Linked DNA regions of Homo sapiens: region 2 is linked to region 1. The links are chromatin loops, found by intact Hi-C in ENCODE. Cell type or tissue: ascending aorta. All regions are shown on one strand.

Evidence for each region. A loop is a pair of places that touch in the nucleus more often than their neighbours do. Peaks named below come from ENCODE experiments on the same cell type or tissue, not always from the same donor. Only the 100,000 strongest peaks of a DNase experiment are listed, where the experiment ranks them.
Region 2: it touches region 1 in a loop (4-fold over the local background); 1 of 110 quality-filtered maps calls a loop at or near these places.

What each region holds. Positions count from the first base shown.
Region 1 is chr22:49,098,653-49,101,152 of GRCh38, forward strand. No RefSeq gene overlaps it. Among named protein-coding and RNA genes, the nearest start is that of NHIP, 48 kb to the left of the region's middle. RefSeq lists an enhancer at 528-1,525. In ascending aorta, no CTCF peak of the experiment used is centred here; DNase peaks (open chromatin) are centred at 611 and 1,029; H3K4me3 peaks cover 501 bases; H3K27ac peaks cover 1,164 bases.
Region 2 is chr22:49,013,687-49,016,186 of GRCh38, forward strand. No RefSeq gene overlaps it. Among named protein-coding and RNA genes, the nearest start is that of NHIP, 37 kb to the right of the region's middle. RefSeq lists an enhancer at 1,560-2,451. In ascending aorta, no CTCF peak of the experiment used is centred here; a DNase peak (open chromatin) is centred at 1,257; H3K27ac peaks cover 2,500 bases.

The sequences.
Region 1 (2,500 bases):
TTCTTATTTATTATTAATGTGTTTTTGTGTATGAATACATAACCACACACACAAAGCAAATCTGTTCTTCCCTCTCTTCTCCCCTTATGGTGTTACATAAGATGTATTGACTTCAGAGCGTAGTTTCTAAGCATTGTTACTTTATATCACAGCATTTGTGCTGCAGGATGTCATGGAGAAGAGGAAACACCACCCAGAGCTCTTCTGGGAAAGGGTTAGTGTGTTTTCAGGAGCACACAGAATGCTTTTATGATGTTAGGGGATCGTCTTTGTTTGGGAATTAGATACTTTTTTTATTTTTTATTTATTTATTTTTTGAGATGGAGTCTCGCTCTGTCACCCAGGCTGGAGTACAGTGGTGCTATCTCAGCTCACTGCAAGCTCCGCCTACCGGGTTCACACCATTCTCCTGCCTCAGCCTCCCAAGTAGCTGGAACTACACGCCCGGCAAATTTTTTTGTATTTTTTTAGTAGAGACGGGGTTTCACTGTGTTAGCCAGGATGATCTCCATTTCCTGACCTTGTGATCCACCCACCTCAGCCTCCCAAAGTACTGGGATTACAGGTGTGAACCACCGCACCCGGCCAGAATTAGGTATGTTTTAGGGAGACGTATATAGAGGTGCATGGTGTCGGGCTGACAGGCGGTGGACCCAGGTGGCGAGTCTCACGTCCACCTCGCTGGGCTGTGGTGTCCGGCATCCTGGGACGCTGCTGTGAAGGTATTTTGTAGATTGCTCAACACCCACAATCAGTTGCCTTTCCGTAAAGGAGATCACCCCTGAGCAGTTGGGTGAGCCTTATCACATCATGAAGGCTTTAAGAGGAAAACTGAAGAGGAACATCCACCTGAACCTTGAGTTTCTGGCCTGCCCCAGAGCCTTCCCTCCTGGATGTCTGAGGCTCCTCCAGGAAGGGGCATGGGTGAGGCTGAGCACCTGCAGCTCCTCGGGCAGCGGACATGCTGGGCCACTCTCGCGTACCCTGCGGTGACTCACACTCAGGCAGCGGACATGCTGGGCCACTCTCGCGTGCCCTGCGGTGACTCACACTCGCTGCTGTTCCCAGCATCCCTGTCCAACTGGGTGGTGCATATTTGCTCTCTGGCATTTCCCCCATATTAGCCTGTGGTGGCTAATGGGGGGGAAAACACATTAATCCTTTGTCATCTGCAAGGCTAGGGTGAGTCCAGTCCTCCTGGAGGCTGTGGGAGTGTGGAGGTTCAGGAACAGAGGGATGCAGGGACAGCATGGTGGCCCATGCAAGCCCTCGAGGTGTGCCTTGGCCACAGCTCTAAACGGCAGAGCTGCTGAGCGAGGCACACAGGTCACCAGGCAGGTTGTGAGGAGCCACCAGTGAGGCTGCAGAGACCCGAATTCTCCCTGGAAGGGTGTCAGATTCTCCAGACCCTGCTGTGATTCTTCTGTGTTTATAGAAGTAGCAAGAAGAAACGTTAGCCTATCTTAAATAAATCCTTAGATTCTGACACAATGGAATCTACATTAGCAACACTTGGATGGTAAAGAGCCTGGAAGTAATGTTGTGGTATTTGGCTCCCTTGAGTGAGCTGGGAGTGAAGAAATGAGTGACTGAATGACTGAATGAATGAATGAACTCATCAGGGGTCTGCCGTGCTGAGCATGGTGCTGGGCATGGTCACTCTCAGGAGATCCTATCTGTGGTCAGGGAAGCTGAGGCTAGAGGAATCATCTGGGTCTGCCTCTGCGTCCCTGTTCCCCCTGTTTCTTGCGGGTCACCCAGTAAGTCCCCACTGAGCTGCGTCCATGGGACTGCAGGCATCTGAGCCCTCACACTGCCCTGAGAGCAGACAATCCACGGCCAGGGAGGCCGGAACCCAGCTGCAAGCCTGAGTGACTGGGAACAGGCGGCCTGAACTCCAGGCTGCCTGCCTGTAACACGGGAGGGCACTGGGTAAGTTCCCGAGAACTGGGACCAGTCTCCTCCCGGACAAGGGGGCAGATTGGACCCAACCACTTAATGCTGGAATGGGAGTTGCCCCATGTCCTGTGGGAGGTGCCTAGACAGGCAGCAGCCCCCAATGCACCTGTATCCCCTCCTTTTCTGGACACCCCTGCAGAAGGGGAGCAGGTGCTGAGGGGCTCAGGAGGCCCTCATATGTCTGTGTTAAACCGTTTTTCATCCCCCAGAGAGCCCCGGTGTCTGAAGGCCTCCGCGTACCGGGGCTGTGGTTAAGCTGGGACCAGCAGGAAACTCACAAGCTGAGGCGCCAATGCACGAAGGAGGAGGTGCGGGAGCCAGGGACCCCCAGTTGCAGCACACACCTTCTCAGCAGAAGCACCCGGCAAGGAAGGAGTGGGTTGGCATCCTACTCAGGGCAGTGGAGCCAAGAGCAGCCCCAGACCGCGTCCCGCCCTGGAAACAATTCCTTTCGCTCAAACCCTGCCAGTCTCTAAGCTAAGGGCGTGACTAGGACGGGACGGCTTTTGTTTTACTCAGCTGATTATTTTTGCATTTAATT
Region 2 (2,500 bases), 85 kb before region 1:
CCCAGCTAATTTTTGTATTTTTAGTAGAGATAGGGTTTCACCATGTTGGCCGGGATGGTCTCATCTCTTGACCCAGTGATCCATCTGCCTCGGCCTCCCAAAGTGCTTGGTCAAGGTGTGAGCCACCGCCCTTGACCAATAATAAGTTATTAATTGATGCACGGAATGTCAGGTTGTCAGCCACCCTGAGGGTTCCCTTCTCCATCGCTGCTGTGAAGAGCCGTGGGTGGTTTGCAGGAGGGAACAGCCATGTGCAGGTGACAGCATCGGCTCCACTGCACAGGCTGCCCAGGGCGCTCAGAAAGGACAGGCCCGCGGTGCTAGTAGCAGACGGTGACTGTGCTTAGGAGGCCGGAGCCATGTCTGCCACAGAGAAAGCTGAGTATGAACATGGACCCTGATGGGAGGTATCACCTCCAGCAGTGGCCCTAATGCTAAATCTGAGTCTCCTTCAGACGTAAGAAATACAGTTTTGTTGGAACATACCCACGCCCATGTGTTTAATGATTGGGGCTTTGCACCCAGCACAGCAGCAGCTGACGAGTAACAGGCCACGTGTCCCTAACGGCTAAATTATTTCCAATCTTTTCCCGGTTATAGACAGATCTGACCTTCACAGAATATCTGTTACTATCCCCTACCATTTACCCCGCTGTAAAACAAGTTCACTGACTCCTGGTCTCCACGGCAACTCCAGGAATTCCACATTGGCCTGTCTTGGGTCCTCAGCTATGGAGGCCGCCCCTGGCCAGCAGTCATTGAGTGGAAGTCAAGTTGAACACATGAGTTAAGGAATGAAAGAGTAGAACACATTTTTATGTGGGAAACGGCCTGTTTCCCTTGCACTGGAAGCAATAATATACTTCCAGAAGGTTCTGTCTGGCCCCAGGCAATGCTGCTGACCCCAGCAGGCGTAGGGCAGGGTGCTCCTCCACGTTGAGCCAAGATAAGCACAGAGCCTGACTTCTGAGCCTGCCAGGAAGGCCCGTCTGGCCCCCTCTGAGGGTCGGCTGTCCTCTGGCACCTCCCCACCCCTCCATGCTCCTCCCAGAGCTCCCAGCACAGAAGGTGCAGGGGCTGCCCAGGGAGTGTGTTTGGAAGACACCCGGCCAGGCAGCCAGAAGGAGGGAGCCCTGTCTGCTTCGGCACCTCCAGAGCCAACTCCGGTGCCTGGGCCAGTGCCAGGGTCACCATATGAGGCCAGCCCCAGGGTCACCATCTGAGGCCAGCCCCAGCCGTCCTCTCCTCACGGACTGTTGGCCCAGTTTCCACCATCTGCTGCCATCACGGCATGCACTTTCCCACTCCTGAAGTAAAGAGCTGGCACTGAACGCCCATCCCAAGTCTGCGGAGTGAAGGAATGTGGGGCCTCGGTGAACACAGGTCCACCCACTGAGGAGCCTCGCCTGGGAGCAGGTGGTCACACAAAGAGCCTGGGCTGGGCGCAGTGGCTCATGCTTTTAATCCCAGCACTTTGGGAGGCCGAGGCTGGCAGATCACCTGAGGTCAGGAGTTCGAGACCAGTCTGGCCGACATATAGTGAAACCCCGTCTGTACTAAAAAATGCAAAAATTAGCTGGGTGTGGTGGTGCATGCCTGTAGTCCCAGCTACTTGGGAAGCTGAGGCAGGAGAATCGCTTGAACCTGGGAGGCAGAGGTTGCAGTGAGCCAAGATCGCGCCATTGCACTCCAGCCATGGTGACAGAGTGAGACTCCATCTCTCAAAACAAAACAAAACAAACAAATAAACAAAAACCAAAAAAGCAAATCAGAGGCCGGCAGGGAGAGGGAGACCACCTGGATAGTGCCGGCAGTGTGCTCAGCACCCGGTAGCTACCCCGGGCACTGCACAGAGGCGAGACTTCACCAAAGAGGCCCCCGAGGACCCTAGGTTCACTGCCAAGGTGCCAGCCCAGCACAGGGACCATCTGTCTCCAGGCCCTGGCCATCCCTCACCACCAACCTGGCTTTGCTGCTGATAGGTGGGCCTGGGGCTCTGCTCTGCCAGCTGGGACTCAGGTTCAAAGCGGAAAATGACCGGCACTCCCAGGTTGCCTGTGCGGGCCTCGCATGTACTCAGCAAGTCTCTCAGTGACAGGGCCGACACTTGGTCTCCATCTGCCACCAGGAGCCTCGAGCTTTGGCCTGGGGCAGCGAATTCTGCCACACCCTTATTTATTTTTAAACCCCTCTTTGAACTGGACTTTCAGGAACATTCAGGACGGGACTTAGACATCTCTGTTGTTTAATTACTTGATTTTGTTTGATTTTATTCACAAAATAATTAGCCTACTAAGGATCTAATTATTGCTAAGGCATGCATTACGGAGATCAGCCCCAGGCAGCTGCGGGAGATGAGCAAACACGTTGCCTCTGGCCTCAGTCTCCGGCTGCAATAACATTTTGAAATCAGTTATTTTCTTTTAATAAAGCAGCCTCTGGTTCGCCCATGTCTGCAGTGGGCCAGGCATTGTTTGTGCTTTGCTACATTTTCAGGGCT